Regions from separate parts of the Homo sapiens genome. Here regions 2 and 3 are each linked to region 1. A link is an interaction called in ENCODE POLR2A ChIA-PET data of the cell type or tissue named here. Cell type or tissue: OCI-LY7. All regions are shown on one strand. Each heading gives the region's core, and the rest is flanking DNA. Links, peaks and the distances in the headings are about the cores only. Region 1 overlaps LOC124902934 (a long non-coding RNA gene). Region 2 has its middle 6.7 kb from the start of SMIM41-AS1. Region 3 holds the start of SMIM41-AS1 (SMIM41 antisense RNA 1).

The links. Peaks named below come from ENCODE experiments on the same cell type or tissue, not always from the same donor. Only the 100,000 strongest peaks of a DNase experiment are listed, where the experiment ranks them.
Region 2: POLR2A ChIA-PET joins it to region 1 with 10 read pairs; 16 of 35 experiments call an interaction of 5 or more read pairs at or near these places.
Region 3: POLR2A ChIA-PET joins it to region 1 with 17 read pairs; 16 of 35 experiments call an interaction of 5 or more read pairs at or near these places.

What each region holds. Positions count from the first base shown.
Region 1 is chr12:52,021,127-52,028,355 of GRCh38, forward strand. All of the region lies in intron 1 of LOC124902934 (a long non-coding RNA gene), which reads left to right. It also overlaps a transcript of NR4A1 not described here. Among named protein-coding and RNA genes, the nearest start is that of TAMALIN-AS1, 17 kb to the left of the region's middle. RefSeq lists a silencer at 2,395-2,854 and enhancers at 3,561-4,498, 3,659-3,953, 4,499-5,436. In OCI-LY7, for the core only: CTCF peaks have their summits at 2,778 (motif pointing left), 2,989, 4,630 and 4,829; DNase peaks (open chromatin) are centred at 2,705, 3,865, 4,435, 4,715 and 2 weaker places; H3K4me3 peaks cover 3,280 bases; H3K27ac peaks cover 2,436 bases.
Region 2 is chr12:52,121,324-52,128,552 of GRCh38, forward strand. No RefSeq gene overlaps it. Among named protein-coding and RNA genes, the nearest start is that of SMIM41-AS1, 6.7 kb to the left of the region's middle. In OCI-LY7, for the core only: CTCF peaks have their summits at 699 (motif pointing left) and 904; DNase peaks (open chromatin) are centred at 678, 2,221 and 2,798; H3K4me3 peaks cover 1,279 bases; H3K27ac peaks cover 2,789 bases.
Region 3 is chr12:52,113,891-52,121,119 of GRCh38, forward strand. SMIM41-AS1 (SMIM41 antisense RNA 1) reads right to left here and starts at 4,328. Exons shown (of 4, transcript XR_007063312.1): 1 at 4,003-4,328. RefSeq lists enhancers at 2,817-3,026, 4,390-4,629, 4,950-5,089, 5,100-5,159, 5,190-5,239. In OCI-LY7, for the core only: CTCF peaks have their summits at 2,885 (motif pointing left) and 6,283 (motif pointing left); DNase peaks (open chromatin) are centred at 2,842, 4,381, 4,731, 6,291 and 1 weaker place; H3K4me3 peaks cover 3,975 bases; H3K27ac peaks cover 4,452 bases.

The sequences.
Region 1 (7,229 bases), core at 702-5,701:
ACTGCTTCTGGTCCCAGGGCCTCTCCTCACTCCACCACCCAGATTGTGGGCTCCCAAGGGAGTGAACCCCATCTCATGCCAGCACTGATCGAAGGCAGGTACGTCTGAATGAATGAATGAACAGTTGAGTTCAGAACATCTAACTAAATGACTAAATGACTCCAACCAACAGACCTTCTCTGCACAGAACCCTGTGTGGTATGAAAGCTCATGGACTGGGGTTGATAGTGGAGAGGAAACATACTTTTCAACAGCAAGATGCAAGAGTGTTTTTATTATTTATTTATAATTTATTTTTATTTTTAGAGATGTGTCTTGCATGCAATCAATATGGGGACCTCCCAGGAGCAGGAGGCCACCAGGTTGCCTAAGACATATGAATTTTTGCTTTCAGGGACACCTCCTAAGCTTCAGTGATCCATCTTGGAGTTGGCCTTTGTGGGGAGAACATATAAATTTATGCAAAAAGTAAAAATGCAAATACTGCCTCTGGGTCTCTTTCCCAGCTGCTCCCCTACAGAGTCACTTAGCCTTTAGTGACTCACAGTTGATCTGGTCCACTCAGCAACCCACAGAGTGACAGCCCACCCAGGTCCCAGCATACATAGCATCTTCTTCTGGAGCCCCCCAAATCTCACTCTAATTGAGGGCTTGGCTGGAGCCACTCTCTCTGAGGAGTGTGGTCTCTGGGCAAATAAGGCAAGACCAGTGGCTGGCAGCTACAGCAGTCAGTAGGGTGGGGGACATTTAACAGCAGATAGGGCCATACTCCTACTCTTGCCATTCTTTTTACCCTTCCCCTCCCCCTTGCAATTCTTTTCTGTTTTTTTTTTTTTTTTTGGTTTTTGAAACAGGGTCAGCTGGGTGCGGTGGCTCACGCCTGTAATCCCAGCACTTTGGGAGGTTGGTAGATCACTTGAGGTCAGGAGTTCAAGACCAGACTGGACAACACAGTGAAACCCAGTCTCTACTAAAAATATAAAAATTAGCTGGGCGTGGTGGCACATGCCTGTAAACCCAGCTACTGGGGATGCTGAGACAGGAGAATCGCTTGAAGCTGGGAGGTGGAGGTTGCAGCGAGCAGAGATTGGGACACTGCACTCCAGCCTGGGCAACAGAGCGAGACTCTGTCTCAAAAAAAGAAAAAGAAAAAGAAAAAGAAAGAAAGAAAGAAAAAAAAAGAAACAGGAAACAGGGTCTTGCTCTGTCGTCCAACCTGGATGCAGTGGTATAATCACAGCTCACCGCAGCCTCAATCTCCTGGGTTTAAGCGATCCTCAACGTTTGGAGTAGCTGGGACTGCAGGCGTAGGCCACCACCCCAGGCTAATTTTTGTATTTTTTGTAGAGAGAGGTTTCGCCATGTTGGCCAGGCTGGTCTCAAACTCCTGGGCTCAAGCAATTCTCCTAACTCGGCCTTCCAAAGTGCTGGGATTACAGGTGTGAGCCACCACTCCTGGCCCCCTTGAGATTCTGATCCAGGAGTTCTAGGGTGGGCTGGGGCGTTGGTATTTTTAAAGCACCCTAGGTGCTTAGTGAGTCTTTATTGAAAGGATGTTGACTGAAGATAATTCTGGAGATCTCTGAGCTCCCTCCCACACAGATCCTTGGGACTCTAAATACTGGCCGAACTCGGCCCCCTGAGGCTGTGTCTTCTTGGGGAGCTAAGGACCTGTGCCTCCCACTGGCCCGGAACCACTTTCTGCTTCCTGGTGTAAGCTTTGGTATGGATGGTGGCCGTCTCCCTACAGACTGGGAGCTGTTAGAGGGCAGGGATCCTAGCTGACACATCTATGTCCTCGCCTTGGTTGGAGGTAGGTATGGGTGGCGGCGAGGGAGGAGATGGGGGTGGGGCTCAACACACTGTCCAGCCCCTGTCGTCTGGCTGGGTATCGCCAGTGCTCAGGGGCGAGCGGAATGGAGAGGAGGCGGGGCTGGGGCGCACAGCCGGCAGGGGATCCCTGCCGGAGTCTGCTTTTCACGGGTTCCCGTCTAGACCAGAGTTGGGGCTCAGCTTGGAGAGATGGGACAGGTGGAGGTGCTGGGGGTTGGAGCCCCACGCGCTGCTCAAGAGGCTGCAGGCTGGCCTTCAAGGCCTGGGCTAGACTGCGGCGGTTGGGGGCTGGCGGTGCGGCTCGGGTGGAGTCCGCCGGGCACCGCCCTCCCTCTCCACCCTCGCCCACCCCGGGGCCGCGAGGCTGTGGGTTGAGCTGCAGAGGCGAGCTCCCTCCTGGGCGTGCCGCCGCCGCGAGTGGGGTGGGAGCGCAGAGGGGGCCTCGGGGTTATGCTTTGCTGGGATCTGGGAAGGAAGCAGGTGGCAGCGCCGGAGTGAGTAACCGCCTCCCGAGGCAGCTAGTCCCGCCGCCTCAGGAAGTCCTGGCGCCGTAGCGCACCGCCGCCCGCCACACCGGGACCTTCCCCTCGCACTAGCCCGCCCCCACCCCGCCTCCATCTCGCGCTCCCAGCCGCAGACACGGGCGCCTCTGCACTCTCAACCCCTCACCCACGCAGACCCTGGCCCGCCGGTGACCTCCCCTGCGGCTCCTCCTTCTGCCCCGGCCCAGCCCCTCCCCTGCTGCTCCTCCTCCTGCCCCGGCCCAGCCCGTCCACCGTCCTCTCATCCCCATGGCCTCGAACCCCAGCCTGCCGAGCCGCTCCTCACAGGGTGCTGTGGCTCCCCGCTGCAAAGGGGCGGGTCCTGGTAGGGGGCGTGGCCTGGCCGACTTGCGGGGCGGCGGCGCCCTCTGCCGGCAGACTCGGGAACGGCCACACTCGTCACCTCGCCCCCGGCCCGGCTCCTGGACCCCCCTGGACCTCTCTGCCAGCTCTCCTCTCTCCTGGAAATGCGCCTGCAGGACTCGGAACGTGCAGAGGTCGGTCCTGGCCCCAGCCGTGCCACGGGCTATCTGAGGGAGAGTCGCGGCCTCTCTGAGGCTTGGCTTCCTTTCCTGTGAAATGGCTGTGGTGAGGAGCAAACGCTCAGCAGTGAAGAAGGACCCTTTGTAACCGCGAAGGAGCCTGTGAGTGTGAGGTATGGTTGTTATCAACGCTAAGGGCAGTCTTTTGCCTTCTGCGGGGGTGACGACCATCCTTCTCCCTGCCCCAGCCCCACAGTGGAAGGAAAACATAAGTCACCTCCAGAGATTATCACATGCAGTGGATTGCTTTCAGCCTTTTTTCTGAATATAAAATATACATATACGTATTTTAATACAATTGTGGCCCTTCTCTACGTGCTGTTCTGTGCTGCCTTTTTTTCTCTCTCTCCAAGTGCTTAACTTATGTTTTAAAGCCCAGATTCGGCCAGAGGGGTGGCTCACCAACACTTTGGGAGGCCAAGGCCGGAGGATCTCTTGAGCAGAAGTTCAAGACCAACCTGAGCAACATAGCAAGACCTCGTCTCTACAAAAAATTTTTAAAAATGATCTGAGTGTCTGTAGTCCCAGCTACTGGAGAGGCTGAGATGGGAGGCTCGCTTGAATCCTGGAGTTCCAGGCTGCAGTGAGCCGTGATTGTGCCACTGGCCACTGCACTCCAGCCTGGGTGACAGAGTGAGATCCTGTCACAAGAAAGAAAGAAGAAGAAGAAAAGAAAGAAAGAAAAAGAAAACAAAAAACCAAAAAGAAAAGAAACAACCAAAAAACTAGAGTCAGACAAACCTGGATTTAGGTTCTTGCTCTGTGACTTTATATTTCCACCCTTGAGCAAACCACACAACCTCTACCTTCCTCAGCCTCAGTTTCCTCCTTTGCAAAATGGTGGTAATGCCAGGAATACCCACTTCACAGGCAGCGGTGAGGCCCCGCACACAGCCCAGTGCATGCTGGTTAGGGCTCTCCTTTTGCTTCCTGAGACTGCACGAGCTCTGCCTTCTTCATGCACCACGTGGTAAGGAAGGAGCTGGAGGCCTCCGCCTCTCGGACCTTGCTCACTGCTGCTTTTTTTTTTTTTTTTTTGACAGAGTCTCTCTGTCGCCCAGGCTGGAGTGCAATGGCACAACCCCGGCTCACTGCACCCTCCGTCCCCCGGGTTCAAGTGATTCTCCTGCCTCAGTCTCCCGAGTAGCTGGGATTCCAGGCGGCCGCCACCACGCCCGGCTAATTTGTCATATTTTTAGTAGAGATGGGGTTTCGCCATGTTGGCCAGGCTGGTCTCGAACTCCTGACCTCAGGTGATCCACCTGCCTCGGCCTCCCAAACTGCTGGGATTACAGGGGTGAGCCACCGCCCCAGGCCTCTTTCGGCACTGCCCTCAACCACATGGGCCTCACTGTTCTTCCGGCGTACCCAGACTTTCCCCATCTCAGCGCCTTCCCACCGGTCCTGTGTTTCCATGGCCTTTCCCCGGGTAGGGGCCTTTCTTTTCCTAGCTTCGCTCAGTTCCCTGCTACATTGTCGCCTCCTCGCAGAAGCCGTCTCTGGCCGTTCCGTATCGCTAGCGCCCTCTATCATTCGCTAGCAGCTCACCCGGCTCTGTTTTTCTTCATTGCACTTCTCGTTATGTGCCGTTCTCTTATAAATGTTTTTGTCTTTATCCCTCCCATAGAAGACACCTCCATGAAAGGCCAGGGCTTTCCGAGGTTCTTTTCCTCTGTGGTTCCTAGAAGAGGGCCTGGCACATAGCCGGCCTTGGCTAGCTTTTTGCGTAAATGTGAAGGGATCCACCTTCCTCCCTTATAAGAGGTAGCAGTACCTCCTGTTACCAGCAGAGGGCACCACCGTACAGCACTTGGGGGCCGCAGGGGATCCTGCTGGGATGGGAGGTATTTAAAAAGCCCACAGGCCTCTCCTCCCATAATGTGGGCGCTCCCACAGCTGGGACCGGAAGCAGGAGGGCCCCCTGCGCTAATCTGCCCTGGCAGCAGCGAGCTGGCACGCCCTGGGTGCATCATCCGGTGTGCTCTGGTGCCCAAGGTCGGAATACCCTCACTGGTGGCTTGGACACACCCCTGAGCAGCTGATGCTTCTGGACAGATCACACCCTGTCCCGGGCTCTCAAAATGAGGGCAATGACATGAGCTGCACTGCTCGCTCACGCGTTTGCTGTGAGGTTGGGACAGGAGTGCATGGGAAATGTTTTATGAATGTAAACATGGGACAAATATAATTTATGCACGCCTTTATTGGTAGTGCAGCAGATTGACAACAAACGAGGGGAGAAGATAAGGTATTTAAAGGAAATTGCAAGGCTAAATGAAGGTGGGAATTAAGACAGTGAAGGAGAACGAAGAAGTTAAAAATAACAACTACCTTTCACCAAGAGCTTATTAGGAGCCAAGGCAGAGGAAAGTGATCTCCAAACATTGTCTAATTATAGCCAACACTTACATGGTGCTGACCTCATGCCAGGAACTCTTTAAGTGCTTTATGCATAAAAACTCACTGGATCCTCACAACAACTCAGGGAGGTAGGTCATATCGCTGTCCCGTTCTACACAAGGAAACTGAGGCCCGGACAGCTTAAGTGACTGGCCCAAGGCCACATAGATAGACAGGGCTGGGCAATCTGCCTCCTGGAATGTGCTCTTAAAGCCCCACAGTCACAGCCACACCAAAAGGGAGATATTGTTATTATCATTCCATTTCCCAAACAAGCAACTGAGGCTTAGCAGATGTACAAAGCCCGCCTAAAGCCACACTGGGAATATGTGTATTTGAGCCCAGCTTAACCACCCACCAAACTAGGCCTGCAGGAGCTAGGAGGGGCTTCAGGAATGTGCACAGGTTCTCTCGGAGGGCAGCAGCAGACATACCCACTCTTCCTCTGAGCGGGGAGGGGAAGGTGAGAGCACAGAGGCTGGGCAGGGCTGATGGGGTTGAGGAAGAGGCTGCTTGGTGGCCTCAACTCCATGGACCGCAGATGGCCAGGCATCTTCTGGCCAGGAAGTGAGAGGTGTGTTGATAGGCACAGTGGCTGTCCACAGGGATTCCAGCCAGAGCTGTGGGCCCCCCACAAATCTCCATAGGGAGACTAGGGACTGAGGGGTGGGCCTTACAGTGGGAGGTGGGAGCAGCCCCATCCCTACCACAAGTGCCCCTTAGCCCAGCCCTGACTTCCAGCCCGTTACATAAGCTGCTGCATACCCAGGCCTGGAAATAGCTGAGGCTGTACCGGCTGGGCTGGGAGACGTGATGAATGGTCCCCAGGAGCATCAGCTGACCGCCCTGTGCTCCTGAAGTGACCTGAGGGCCTGCCAGCAGCTCGGGTTACCCAGCTCTCCCTGGGAGGCAGCCCTGCCTGGTCTGCTGAGGATGGCTCTGATGTGATTCTGTGTCTGGACATTTATGGTTCGAGTGCCCGCAGGATGGTCCCTCTCCCAAGCCTGAGCAGCTAAGGCAGCTCCCAGCCACGCTGTGCCCACTGGCAGCCTCTGGATGCTGGGAGCCAGGGCCTTGCCCAGAGCAAGCACTTGGATCTCTGCAGACAGTCAGCACTGGGAGGGCTGAGAGCTCTGCTGCTCTGAGTCCTGTGCTAAGGGCCCGCAAGGAAAGAGGAAGAGGAGCCTGAGAAACTCGGGGTGCACGTGGGGGCTGCAGGTGTCATTCCAGGGCTGCACTCCACCCACATCCCCATGCCTCCTGTTTCACGGCCCACTCTGTTACTGAACTGGTGGCCCTGGGCACAGGGGGGCACCCACACACTCTGATGCCCACTGCAGAGGGCAGAGCCACACACCCCTCCAGGGACTAGGCACATACACCCTTACTTCTGAGAGTAACGTGGCTAGGCTCAGGAGTGTAGGAGGGCGTTCTCCCAGCATATGGTGATCATATGTTAAGAATTATTATTATGTTGGTCAGGTGCGGTGGCTCACACCTGTAATTCTAGCACTTTTAGAGGCTGAGGTGGGAGGATTGCTTGAGTCCAGGAGTTTGAGACCAGCCTGGGCAACATGATGAAATCCTGTCTCTACAAAAAATACAAAAATTAGCCGGGCGTGGTGGCATGTGCCTTTAGTCCCAGCTACTCGGGAGTTTGAGATGGGAGGATCGCTTGAGCCCAGGAGGTTGAGGCTGCAGTGAGCCAAGATTGTGCCACTACACTCCAGTCTGGGTGACAAAGTGAGACCCTGTCTCCAAAAAAAAAAAAAAAAAAAAAAAAAAAGAAGAGAGAAGTATGAATGATTATGGCCATGCCAATTCTGTGCCTTTAAGATACCTGCTTAAGGGGCCGGGAGCAGTGGCTCACGCCTGTAATCCCAGCACTTTGGGAGGCTGATGCAGGCAGATC
Region 2 (7,229 bases), core at 571-5,570, 100 kb after region 1:
AGTGGCTGGTTGCTGGGGAGGATCTGTCTACTTTCCCACAGGTGGTTAGCCGGGAGGCAGCAGCAACCCTGCCCCCAGGTAGGAGTGGGTAAAAATCCGAGAGGCACCCCCATTCTTTCCCTCCTCCAGCCTCGGGGAGGAACAGTCTCTGCCCACAGCTACTTAATGGAGAAGTTTGGGGAGGTGGTGGCCCCCACTCGCCGTCCCCCCAGCTCCAGCCGCACTGGCCTCCATCTCCTCTGAGCACGCTGCCCTCGCCAGCCTCAGGGCCCTCTGAGGCTGGGCATGGCCTGGAACACTTGCCCCGAGGGTCCCCTGCCCATGCTCCCTTACCCGTGCTGTGGGTGGCTGGGGACCTGTCTCAGCTTAAACATATCCCATATAAGCTCTCAAACACTCTGAAAGGGTGACCAGGGCGTTGCAGAGCCCGCTAGGTTCTTCACAGGGAAGCTGTGAGTCCAGGAAGGCCAACCGCGCAGAGCCCTTCTCGCATTCTGGTTCCAGCAGGCCCTCGGGGACCAGGAAGCAATAAAGGATTCTGGACAGAGTAATGGGGACCTCCGGAGCAGCACAGGCGCCTTGCAAATGTGGAAATGCTCTTTTCTCAATCTCATTAGTCTGAACTTCTAGTCCCTGGGAGATGCTCTGATGTCCGCCGCAGCTGGAGCCACCTGGCAAGGAACCGGCGGGACCGTCGCGCCCTCTAGTGGGAGGTCCTGAGAAGGAACCAAATGCCAGAATTCGGTTCATTGTGGCCCCAGGACCCCCCACCCCTCTCTCCCTCCAAGACCCCACCCCTCTCTCCCTCCAAGCCCCCTCCCACGGTGCTGCTGAGGACCGGCAACAAGGAGTTGCCTCTTCTTCCCCTACCCTCCACTTGCTGAGGCCTGGGGTGCTATTTAGAACCGCAGGACTCAGATCTGACGCTGATGATGAAGGAAGGTGAAGGTGAAGGAGGCTGGGAGCAGGGTGGTTTCCTGACGGGCAGGGAGAGAAGGAGGGAGTTGCTGGGGGGTGGGGAGACCCCGAGAGCAGCTGGAGTGGGGATACTGTGGGTAGGGAGTCACTTCCTTGGGAAGGCCCGGGATCTTTAGGTACATTTTTGCTTGAAACTCAAGGGAAATTCCAAGTCAGTTGGGACTTTAACAGTTTTTTCTCAGAAGAGGAATAATTCCCTCTTGAAATTGCTCAAACATGTCAGTAAAGAAATGTGCATGCCTGGTAAGTGTGTCCTCGGGAGATTTAATGGATGCAGTGGCAAAGGGAGCCCGTGGCACTCATCTTCTTCCACTTTCCAGCAGAGAAGGTGTCAGCCTGCTGAGTAGCCAGGAGGTTTATGGGGCAATCTACGGCTCTAGAGGTGGCAAAACAGCAGTGGGAGAAATAAACCAGAGGACATATACAGTGGTGACAGAGACCAGGTCTTCTGATGGTGCCCAGAGAACAGAGAATTCTGCCAACCCCCCCCTGGGAAGAAAAGGAAGGTTCCAGCTTCCCAGGAGCTCCAGGAGCACAGATGACGGTTCCTTCATGTGTGCTGGGCACAGTGTCCCAGCCCTCAGTACCCATCCTTCCTCCTTCTACATGTCTTTATGGACTGCTGAGATGAGAAAGCCAAATGCACTTCCCAAACTCCCTGCAGCTAGAGCACACTGGGCGCCTCTAATAGACAGTGCTCGGCTGGATTTGGTGTGGTGAAGGCCATCTTCCTGCCGCTGCTTCTGCTGACCAGCAGGGTTGTAGAAAGTGGTTGTGGCCTTTGAACTCTGTGTTCTAGTGTCTGGTCACGAGTGTCCTGGGTGTTCTGGCAGTTATGGTGGCGGCAAAGGCAGTGCAGTGATTATTGATCCGCAGATGGCAGCATGGTGGTGGGTGGGTGTGTCCTCGAGCTCAACAGTCCCACTGGAAGCCTCCTGCCTATCCAGCTGCCACCCACCACCCACTCCTGTGATTTTACAAGCACCTGATTTCCTGTGCCCCACTCGCTCCCACTTTTTTTTTTTTTTTTTTTTTTTTTTACCTAGAATGGTTTGTTTCTGCACTGCTGAGGCAGTAGGTACACAGCAAAAGCTGGCTTGGATGGATAAAACAGGATGTTGAATCTACTTCTAAATAGATCTTTGGGACCATTGGCCGTAAAAGGGAGGGCCACAGTGGACTGGCGGTAGGAAGTAGGAGGAACCCCAGAGGTGCAGGGCTGGATGGAGTCCTGTGTGATAGAAGCCAGTGTGAGGCAGGAGGGGAAAGTGTAGTTGGGGCATAAAGCAGAAGCTCCTGGGAGGAGCAGCCTCTGGCTAAATGGTGACATTGGCTGAGTTGACCTTCAGGACCTTAGACTCTCCTTCTCTCCTCACTCTTCCCAGGATCCTGTCAGGATGGACTTTTGGTAAACACACAATGGCCCAGGTGTTCCATCCTCCCTCAGCCAAAGCTGCTCCTTGCAGAGGCCTGGCGAGCCCACTGACATGGAGGCAGAAGGGGCGTCAGGGCCCAGTGCCGACTCAAGGGTGGTGGTGGGAGAGGGGCTGGGAGGAGCTGCTTTAGAATAAAAGTCCCCTCCAGATCAAAGCCTTTGATCTCTTGCTGGGAATTCCAAGCATCAGCTGTGGGAAGGGGAGTTATTTTTTGATGTTAGGACACGCTGAAATCATAGACCTGAGCTGGCTAAGGAGAGACCTCAAGAGGGAGTCGCTTATGGTGTTATGGAGCATGGAAGTTTAAAACAAGCTCCCGCATTCTTTGACACTCCTCCCACGGAAGTGGGGTCTATGTCCCCACCCCTTGAAACTGGGCAGGCTTGTGACTGCTGCCACCAATAGAGCACAGGGGATGCAAGGCCAAGAGACTTCTTCCGTTTTTTTTTTTTTTTTTTTGAGACAGAGTCTTGCTCTGTCGCCCAGGCTGGAGTGCAGTGGTGCGATCTCGGCTCACTGCAAGCTCTACCTCCTGGGTTCACGCCATCCTCCTGCCTCAGCCTCCTGAGTAGCTGGGACTACAGGTGCCCGCCGCCATGCCTGGCTAATTTTTTGTATTTTTAGTAGAAACGGGGTTCTATCGTGTTAGCCAGGATGGTCTGGATCTCCTGACATTGTGATCTGCCTGCCTCGGCCTCCCAAAGTGTTGGGATTACAGGCATGAGCTACCGTGCTCGGCCCTTTCTTCCATTTTTTTGAGACAGAGTCTCACTCTGTCACCCAGGCTGGCATGCAGTGGCGCGATCTCGGTTCAGTGCAACCTCTGCCTCCCAGGTTCAAGCGATTCTCCTGCCTCAGCCACCCAAGTAGCTGGGGCTGCAGGCGCCTGCCACCACACCTGGCTAATTTTTGTATTTTTAGTAGAGATGGGGTTTTGCCATGTTGGCCAGGCTGGTCTTGAACTCCTGGCTTCAAGTGGTCTGCCTACCTCAGACTCCCAAAGTGCTTGGATTACAGGCATGAGCCACAGCGCCCAAAGGCCACATGACTTCTAAGTGCAGGTCGTTAAAGGCCAGGCAGCTTTGGCCTGGGTCTCTCGAAATGCTGTTCTTCAGGTGTCCCTCTCTGACACTCCCTCTGAGAACCTCACTGCCAAGCTATGAGAAGCCATGGGGAGGCTCCCTGGAGGTGCTTCAGTTGACAGTCCTAGCTGAGCCGTGGTCCCGTCCAGATATGGGAGTGAAGAAGCTGGAGCAGTGAGTCCAACCCAGCCGTCCCAGTCACCCCCAGTCATTCCAGTGCTCCCAGCTGAGGCTCCAGGCTTCACCCCGTCACACCCTACACCCAATTCCAAACCCCTGACCTCCCCAGACTCTGCAACATAATACAGTGATGGCTGTTGTAGTCCATGATGTTGGAGGTGGTTCAGAACACAGCAGCACCTCAGTGCAATGTGGGGTCACTGTCCCTGCAAGAGCCCTGCTGTGGGCTGGTTGCTGACTCCAACATCAGTGGGTTGTGGTGGGGCCCGGCCCCTGTTAGAGTCACATTCCCAGATGCACCTTCTGAGATCTGCCGAATGTGTGGCTCACTTCCCCTCCACTGTATGTGCCACCTTCACGTGGCAGCCGGGTCACAAGTGGACCCCATCACAAGGCTAAGTGTCTTCACCCGGCTCTGCAGAAATCCCACGACTGCAGTGTTTTGTGATGTTTAGGAAGACCTCACTGAGAGGTGCGGAAGGCAGCCTCCCGCCATTGTTCTCACCGGTCTTCCCTTCCCCCCTTCCCCCTCCTTTCCAGCCCCCAACACCCCGTCCCCACTGTTTCTCCCTTTATAATGCAAAGGAGCTTCCCTCTGATTCCTGGTCACAGCCTGCCCTGCAGACCTTAGGTGCTGGCCTGGCCTCCAGACAGGCTTATCCAGGCATTTCCCCACAAATAGGGCCTCCACCGCTAACTGCGCAGGCAGTCTCTGCTTGGCTGAGCAGGTGAACAACAGGAGCCAGCTCTCCCAGGGGAGCAAACACCATGCAGCTGGCAGGCCTGGATTTGGGACTGGCTCCACCAGCCATTGCTATTGAGCCCTCAGGCAGATTTGGCCATTCCTCCGAGCTTCAGTTTCCCTATCTGTAAAACAGGGATGGTGTTAAGTCCCTTGTGGGGGGCTGTTCTCCCTCTGGGAGTGTTGGTAGTGGAGACTGTGCCAGGAAGACATGCAGGTGGACACAGTGCTCAGGTGCCAGCCAGGTGGCCCTGGGGGAAGGCAGTGGCATTTCATTGGTAGCTCCTGGGACATGAGCTCATCTATAGACTTGTCTGTTGCATTAGAGGCTCAAAACAACAGTGGTTTAAACAACATGGAAGCTTGGACTTCTCTCACATAATAGTCTTGGCAGGAGGCTTTCAGGGCTGGAACAGCAGCTGCACAGGGCCAGTGCCTCAGGCTCTTTCCGTCTGGTTGCTCTGAAGGCTGATGGACAAGTTTGATCTGAGATGGCCAGCCACCACCTCCTCTGTGTTCTAGCCAGAGAGAGGGGACGAGGCAGGGAGAGGGTGTCCCCAGCTTATCACTTCTACTCCCCTCTTGTTGCTCAGGACTCAGCTGTGTGACTCTCCCAGTCTCCAGGGGTGCCAGGAAGCACCACAGGCAGCCATGTGCCCAACTACAATTAGGGCTCCATGACTTCTACAGAAGCTAGGGGACAAAAGAAGTGTCTGCCACTTCTTTTGATTGAGGGACCTGCCTGGATCATCCACCCACCCACCCTTTCCAGTCACCTCAGCTGTTGAGGGTGGGGCAGGGGCTGAATTACAGAGATAGAAAGATTGTGTCCCTGTTCTCAAGGGACAACCAGTTCCTGGACTCAAGGGACAACCAGTCTCTGGACTTAAGGGACAGCCAGTTCCTCGGCAAACAAAAGTGGGTGGAGGGTGTTCGGAGCAGGGCTTTGAAGGGCTGAACTGTCCAGCCAGCTGCCGGGTACTCCGAGTTCTGGCCCTGACCAGACCCTCTGCCCTGGGAGAGTGTGTCCTTGGACCACGCTGGCCTCTCTTCTGGAGGACTCTGCATCCCTGAGGTTGTTGGCGTGGTGTCCTCTGTGTTGGTCAACAGTCACATGAAGTATGCTTTCCTTTTGCTGCGAAAGTGATTTTTCAGGCCATAACCAATCCATCGCATCCCTCAGCGTTCCTTACAGGAAGGCCCAAGTGAGCCAATTTTATGAGAATGTATTGTAAGGGGAAAACTTTGTCCCTGCAGAGCAAACAGTCTGCTTCCTGCAGATAGTAATGGATCAGATTTCTTCTTCCCCTTGGCTGCCTCGAGACGTAATCATGGCATCTGTTGCCGCTCGGGTCTGCCTTTTACAGTCTCTGTTTTCTGTGGCCTAGCATTTTACATCTTTGAAGGATGTTGCCTCCTACATTCTCAGTCTATCATTACGGATAAAACAGAAAATGAGGGAAGAAGCAGACCTGGTGGCCACGAGGGGTGGTACCATTGCTGTGCATGAGTATCGGCATTGTCTGTAGTCTCCCAGCAGCCGGGGCAGAAAGGGAGGGTTCACAAGACTTTCTCCGCAAGAAGGAAGCAGAGCAATGTTGTGAGGGAAGCGAGGCAGCAAGCCCTGAGCTTGTGGTAGAGGCCCCTGCAGCAGTTTCGGGTGCAGAGAGACCAGGAATCTGGGCACTGATTGCAGTGCCACCAATCAGAAGCTGTGTGACCCTGGGGGAGTCACTTAACCTCTCTGTGCATCAGCATAGTAATAGTAACTGCTATATGGGTGTTGGAAGAGTTGGATGTTTAAATTAATGCACGCAAAGGGTGAGAATAGAGGTTGGCACTTAGTAAGTGCTCAATAATTGTGAGCTTGCATTATGCTTGTTATGGATGGAGGAAGGATTGGGGGAGGGGTGAGTATTATGGAGACTTCTAGCTCCATAAGTGTTGATACAGTGTTGATAAGGATTTGGGAACCCAACAAAACCTAGAAGGCAGAGCGTGGGGGTAATAAGCTGTGTTTTGTCTCACTGAAGGTGGAGATTGGGATTCACGGGAATGGAGGAATTCAGGGTGGGGGCTCAGCTGCTTGGCACGGGCATGTCTAAGGTCTTCCTCACTGTGAGCAGAGGGGCATCCCTGGGGACCTTCTCGATCCCTTTTGAGGCAGGTCTGAATTGAGTATATGCTGACTCTTTGGTTTTGAGAGCCTGGGGCAACCTTGATTGAGGGTGGGCCCAGGCCCATAAGAAAGTAGCCTGGCCCTTCCACATGAGGACACACTGGCAACGGGACAGTTTCTTCAGAAATGGTCCCAGAGGATTTTAGGGAGGGCCTGGCAAAGGCCAGATCTCCTCTTAACCACCTGTGACTGTTGGACTATTATTATTTGGATGTGAGATGCAAGCAGGAGCTCTAAAGATCAGAGACGCTGGGACCTCTGAGATCACGGGGGAAGGTGGGAGAGAGAGAGTGGGGAGATGATCAAGAGAAGCTGAGAGGAAGGAACACCAGGAAACATCTGAAGTGATGAATGTTTATTTTGATTGTGGTGACGGTATCACAGTGTATGCATATGTCCAAACTCGTCAAATTGCAGACGTTAAACATGTGCAGGTTTTTTTTTTTTGTGTATCAATTATTTCTCAACAAAGCTATAAAAATGAACTGTTATACATCAGTAAGACAAAGATGGACAGCCCACTAGGAAAGTCTGAGAGATTTGAACAGGCACATTACAAAGGATAATACCCAAATAACCAATAAGGATGAGAAGTTGTTCACCCTCACCAGTTACCAACAAAATACAAAATA
Region 3 (7,229 bases), core at 1,754-6,753, 94 kb after region 1:
ACTCACTGTGATATTAGGAGTCCCATTTTCCTAGGATATTATGAATAATATCACAGGAGGTGTTCACACATAATGTGTACACCATGTGTGTACACCCAATGTGATATTTGAAGTAATATGTCCCTAGGATCTTACGAATAATATCAAAAGGTGTACACCCCATGTGACATTAAAAGTAACATCCCTTTTGGATATTCTGAATGCTATCACAGGGTGTGATATTAGGAGTGTGATATTAGGAGTAACCTCTTCATAGGATAACCCATGTGGTATTAGGAGTAACCTCTTCCTAGGATATTATGAATAACATCACAGGGTGTACACCCCTGTGACTTTAAAAGTAACACCCGCCTAGAATATTACGAATAATATAACAGGGTGTACACCCCTGTGACATTAGGAGTAACATCTCCCTAGGATATTACGAATAATGATGTCACTGGGGGCACACCCTCTGTGATATTAGCAGCAACATCTTTCTAGGATATTACGAATGATATCACAGGGTGTACACTCACTGTGATACTAGAAGGAATATCTCCCTAGGATATAAGCTATCACATCACAGAGTGTACACACATGGTGTACACCCACTGTGTTATTAGAAGCAATATCTCCCTATGATATTATGAAAAATATCACAGGGTGTACCCTCTGTGGGATACTAGAAGTAACGTTTACCAATATCGCAGCAGGTGTACAACCCCCGTGATTTGGTTTTTAACATCCAGGGGGCACAGGATGATATTACTCCCCATGTTGCAGGGAGTGTACACACCCCTGTGAAACTCTTCCTAATATCCAGAGGGCGACAAGATGATATTACTCCCAATATCGCAGGGGGTGCACACATCCTTGTGAAACTCTTCCTAATATCCAGAGGGAGAGAGGATGATACTACTCCCAATATTGCAGGGGGTGTACACAGCCTGTGATACTCTTCCTAATATCCAGAGGGAGAGAGGATGATATTACTCCCAGTATCACAGGGGGTGTACACAACCCTGTGATATTGTTCGTAATATCCAGAGCGAAAGAGGATGATATGACTCTCAATATCGCAGAGGGTGTACACCCCTCCTCTAATATTGTTCTTAATACCCTGGGAGGGAGAGGATAAGATTACATTGAATACCACAGGGAATGTACACCCTCCCCCTCTGATACCCTTCCTAATATCCAGGGGAAGAGAGGATAATTTTACTCCCAATAACGCAGAGGCAGTACACCCCTGCTGTGATATTGTTCCTAATATCCAAGCGGGGAGAGGATGAGACCTCTCCCAATATCGCAGGGGTGTTCACATCCCCGGTTACATTTTTCCTAATATCTAGGGGAGAGACAATTAGATGACAGCAAATGTCGCAGGATCTGTACATCCCTTCCTGATATTGTTCCTAATATCCAGCGGGGAAGAGGATGATATCAAACATCAAAGGGGGTGTATGCCCCCCCTACGATATTGTTCTTAATATTCATGAGGGGAGACGATGATATTACTCCAAATATTGCAGGGGTTGTTCACACCCCCTGTGATATTGTTTCTAATATCCAGGGGGGAGAAAATCATATTACTTCCAGTATTGCTGGTGGTGTATACCCCACCTGAAATATTGCACCGAATATCCAAAGAGGGAGAGGATGGTATTAATACCAATATCGAAGTGTGTGTACACCCCTTGTGATATGGTTTTTAATATCCAGGGGACGGGAGGATGATATTAGTCCCAACATCACAGAGGGTGTACACTACCCCTGTGATATTGTCCCTAACTTCCAGAGGGGAGAGGATGGTATCACTCCCAATATCTCAGAAGTTGTACATCCCCCGTGACATTGTTCGTCATATCCAGGGAGGCACAGGATGACATTCCATTGAATTTTGTGACAGGCGTACACGCACACTGTGATATTGTTCCTAATATCCAAGAAGGGAGAGGATGATACTTCTCCCAATAAAGCAGTGGGTTTACATTACCCCTATGTTATTGTCTCTAATATCCGGGGGCGGGGGGAGGACAGAATAACATTCCCTCAAATTTGGCAGGTGGTTTGATGCCCCTTGTGGTATTGTTTTTAATATCCAGTGGGAAAGATAATAATACTATTTTTGATAGTCCGATTCATCCGCTCCACCTTTCCGGAACTCTGAGGCTGGTACGCGGCATGCCGTTTCCATGTGATGCCCGATACCTTCGCCGTCTTCTGTACCAAGTCAGCCACAAACGCAGGCCCGTTATCTGAGCTGATCCGTAAGGGCAGTCCAAATCTAGGAATCAGATCTCGAAGAAACACACGGGTTACTTCACGAGCTTTCTTAGTTCGTGTTGGATAAGCCTCCACCCACCCAGAGCAGGTACACCCAAGAACTAGTAAATACTTCTGACCTCCACACTTTGGCATCTCTGTGAAGTCTACCTGGAGATCTTCAAAGGGGGCTGCTCCATAAGCTTTTATGCCGGGCGGAACGGCTGGACCTTGCCTCGCATTGTGCTGTCAGCAGGTAACACACCGCTGTGTCACCGTTTTGGCAAGGGCTGACAAATGCGAGATGTAGAAATACCAGCCTAACAACTTTTCCAGTGACTCTGACCTAGATGGGTGGTTTCATGCACAGCCAGTACAACTGCAGCTCCTAGCAGCTGTGGCACAGCTACTCTCCCATCTGGTAACCGAATCCATCCTTCCTCCATCACTTGTCCTTCCCTCTACCTGGAGAAAGTCCTTTTCTTCTTTAGAATAAGTAGGTACAAGATCAGGTGCTTGAGGGAGCAGAGTGGCTGTGACTGATTGCCGGAAGGGGGCAGATGCTGCTTTTCGAGCCTCTGAGTCAGCGCGGGAATTCCCCAAACCCAGCAAGGTGGAAGCTCGCTGATGTCCTCTGCAATGCATACCTGCCACCTTGTGGGGTTTCCATACTGCTTCTAATAATTGCAAGATTTCTTGTTGATATTTTATGTCTTTTCCCCCAGAGTTCCATAGGCCGTTTTCTTTCTATAATGCTCCATGCACTTGAAGGGTTAAAAAGGCATACCGAGAATCAGTGTCAATGTTTACAGTCTTACCTTCATGGAGTTCTAAGGCCCAAATTAAAGCAATGGGTTCAGCTTTCTGGGCTGAAGTGCCCTGGGGCAACGATCTGGCTTCAACAACAGTGTACAGGGTTACCACTGCATACCCTGCACATCTCTCTCCTTGTAGGTTGATGAAGCTGCTCCCGTCCACGTGTAGTTCCCAGTCTACTGATGCCCAAGGCTGGTCCCGGAGGTCAGATCTACTAGAGTCAACTGAGTCAAACACTTCTACACAATCATGCCCGACAGGGCTCTCTGATACTGGGAGCAAGGTGGTGGGGTTTAGGGTGTTCCAAACTTCAATGGTTATACGGAGATTTTCACAGAGCAAACTTTGGTACTTGGTGAGTCTAGCATTCGTTAGCCAATGATGTCCTTTAGTATTCATTAAAGTCAACACAGCATGGGGAGCCTTTATGTTCAGGTTTTGCCCAAGAGTCAGCTTATTTGCTTCTTGTACTAGCAGGGCAGTTGCTGCCAAGGCCCTCAAACACAGGGGCCATCCTTTAGGAACCCCATCTAGTTGTTTAGAGAGGTAGGCCACTGGCCTCGGCCAGGGCCCCACAGTTTGGATGAAAACTCCAACTGCCATCTTTTCTCTCTCTGACACATACAATGTAAAAGGCTTTGTCAGATCGGGTAGCCCCAGGGCTGGGGCTGACATAAGTTTTTTCCTTTAACTCATGAAAGGCTTGCTGTTGTTGAGATCCCCATTCAAAAGGTTCCCGGTCCCCCACTTTGTGACCTCATACAAAGGCTTGGCTAATACTGCAAAGTTTGGGATCCACAGTCTACAAAACCCCACAGCTCCTAAGAATTCTCTCACTTGCCTTCTGCTCTTAGGCTCCAGTAGATTGCAAATGACCTGCTTTCTTTCTGATCCCAGGCTGCATTCCCCGTGTCGGATAGTAAATCCCAAGTAACGTACCTGCTGTCGACAGATCTCAGCTTTTTTCTTGGACACCTTATACCCACAGTCCTCCAGGCGCTGGAGTAGGGCATCCGTTCCCTTGGCGCACCTGACTGCCGTGGGGTGTCTCAGCAAAAGGTCATCAACGTACTGGAGCAACACGCAGCCTAGGTCTCTGGTGGGAAGCTTCTGGAGGTCTGTAGCCAACGCCTCCCTGAAGATGGTGGGGGAGCTCTGGAACCCTTGGGGAAGCCGGGTCCAAGTGTACTGAGTAGTGATACCTGACTCCGGATCTTCCCACTGAAAGGCAAACAGCTTCTGGCTCTCGGGAGCTAATCTGATACGAAAGAAAGCGTCTTTCAGGTCCAAGCAGGTGAACCAGCTGTCCTCAGCTGGCAGCAATCCCAACAACGTGTACGGGTTAGGTACTGTTGGATGTAAAGTCACTGTAGCTTGATTAACCAAGCGCAAATCCTGTACCGGCCTGTAGTCCTTGGTCCCTGGCTTGGGAACAGGCAGGAGGGGAGTGTATACTTGGCATGAAGTACAGCAAATGGAAAAACTTAAATTTTAAAAAAAGAAGAGGTGGGTAGGATGAGGCCAGGCGCAGTGCTTGTAATCCCAGCACTTCGGGAGATCAATGGTGTGAGCCAGTCTAAACCTCCATCTGTGACCTGAAGCTGGCCTATGGGCTGCCGATTTTTGACCTCTGATGACTGACAGGGCTGTCTTCAGTTTCAGTTCCCTCCTGAGCATCAGAGCCATACACAGAACAGCCTACCAGATGCTTTCACTGGGATGTCCTAAGACCTCTCAGTTTCCATGTGTTCAAAACCACACTTGTCATCTCCAAGCTGATTCATCGTGGGTTTCTGTTCCTAGTGATGATACATAAGCACCCCATTGCCCCGGCCAGACCCCCAGGAGACCTCCAAGGCCCTGAGCATTCCTTCCCCTCTTTCAGTGGGTCTCCATGATTTCTTGGCTCTACTCACTTGTGGCATGCCAGGTCTCACGAACGCAGGCCTCCATAACAACTGTTTCAGTACTGGCTGAGTGGTTAAGTTAAATATTAAATAGCCAGTGCCCTGACAATCCTAGAGTCCATGCCCTCCCCATTTCTTTGCCTCCCCATTTCAGGCCCCTACCCTCCCTCACCTGGACCATCTTCACAGCCTCCTAACTGGTGCAGCTATTTACATTTGAATTAATTAAAAGGGGCCAGGCTCAGTGGCTCATGCCTGTAATCCCAGCACTTTGGGAGGCTGAGGTGGTGGATCACCTGAGGTCAGGAGTTCGAAACTAGCCTGGCCAACAAAGTGAAACCCCCGTCTCTACTAAAGATACACAATTTAGCCGGGAGTGGTGTCGCGTGCCTGTAGTCCCAGCTACTTGGGAGGCTGAGGCAGGAGAACTGCTTGAACCCGGGAGGTGGAGGTTGCGGTGAGCCAAGATTGCACCACTGCACTCTAGCCTGGGTGACAAAGCAAGACTCCGTCTCAAAAAAAAAAAAAATTAATTGAAAGGAAATAATGTTTAAAAATTAGTTCCTGCGTCTTACTAGCCTCATTATTTCAAGGGCTCAATAGCCACACTTCCTTACTGCAGAAAGTCCTGTGGGAGCATGTTGCCCTGTGATCATGTTTACTTTGCCTAAGCCCGCCCTGGGGGTCATTTCCCTCCTGCTAGAGTCCAGTCTCCTTGGTCCAGGTTACCTCCCCGCCCTTGTCACCACCTCACCCTCCTGCTGCCCCTCCTCCTGTTTGTCCTCATGTGCACCCTCTCCAGCCACTTCCACCTGGCTGTCTCTACCTTCATGCTCTGGGGCCCTTGGCCCTGAAGCTTGAAGCGCCTCCCGACACTTTGTTTACCGGCTCACCCCAGGCTCAGTTCCAACAGGGCTCACTTGGGGTTTGGTAGCACCCCACCCTCCCCCATGCACCTGCCTGCATCACCCGCACACGCGGGATGCCCTTGAGGGCTCCCTGTAGCACTTCCCACCCTGCTGATAATCTGTCCCCCTCTCTGGGTGAGGTCCAGCTGCGCTTCCTTCCTGTCTGCACTCTCCAGGCCTAGCTCGGGAGGCGGCACTCAGGGGTGGGGCTGGGGTTGGGGAGCTGATGGGAGCCCGCATCTTAAGAAGTGACTCAGGGTTGGCCGCAGATTTTCATTTGCGAGGAAGCACCTCACTCACTTGGGGCTAAGGAGTGAAGGGGGCTTATCAGCCAGAGTAACTGGCCAGTGCAGGGCGGTTTGACTGCGCTCTGGGGTGTTGGGGTCTCCTGTTCCAGGCGGGCGTGGTGCAGCCGCCTGAGGCTGGCGCCCCCGTGTGGCCCTAAGAGTATAGCCGCTCCCAGGGCCTGGGCTACCTGGTGCAGGTCCCTGGCGGGAGGGAGAGACTTTGGGAAGCTCTCCCAGGAGGGCGAGGAAGCAACTAAGAAGCCTACATCAGGCCGGGCGCAGAGGCTCACGCCTGTAATCCCAGCACTTTGGAAGGCCGAGGAGGGCGGATCACGAGGTCAGGAGATCAAGACCACGGTGAAACCCCGTCTCTACTAAAAATACAAAAAAAAAAAAAAAAAAAAAAAAAAAAAAAAAAAAAAAAAAATTAGCCGGGTGCGGCGGCGGGCGCCTGTAGTCCCAGCTACTCGGGAGGCTGAGGCGGAAGAATGGCGTGAACCCGGGAGGCGGAGCTTGCAGTAGGCCGAGATGGCGCCACTGCACTCCAGCCTGGGCGACAGAGCGAGAACCTTGTATGCGCAACCTAGAGCCCATGGAGGAGTCAGTTCCCAACAAAGACGTGGATCGCTTGGGGAGGTGTGTACACCAGAAGTAAAATTAGGGATGTTACCAAGGAAAGGAGGAGTGGTTGTGTTACCAGAAAGGGGTCCCAATCCAGAACCCAAGAGAGGGTTCCTGGATCTTGCACAAAAAAGAATTCAAGGCGAATCCGTACAGTAAAGTGAGAGCAAGTTTATTGGGAAAGTAAAAAAATAAAAGAATGGCTATTCCATAGGCAGAGCAGCCCTGGGGGCTGCTGGTTGCCCATTTTTATGGTTATTTCTTGATTATGTGCCAAACAAAGGGTGGATTATTCATGCCTCCCCTTTTTAGACCATACAGAGTAACTTCCTGTCATTGCCATGGCATTTGTAAACTGTCATGGCGCTCGTGGGTGTACAGCAGTGAGGACAACCAGAGGTCACTCTTGTCACCATCTTGGTTTTGTGGGTTTTGGCTGGTTC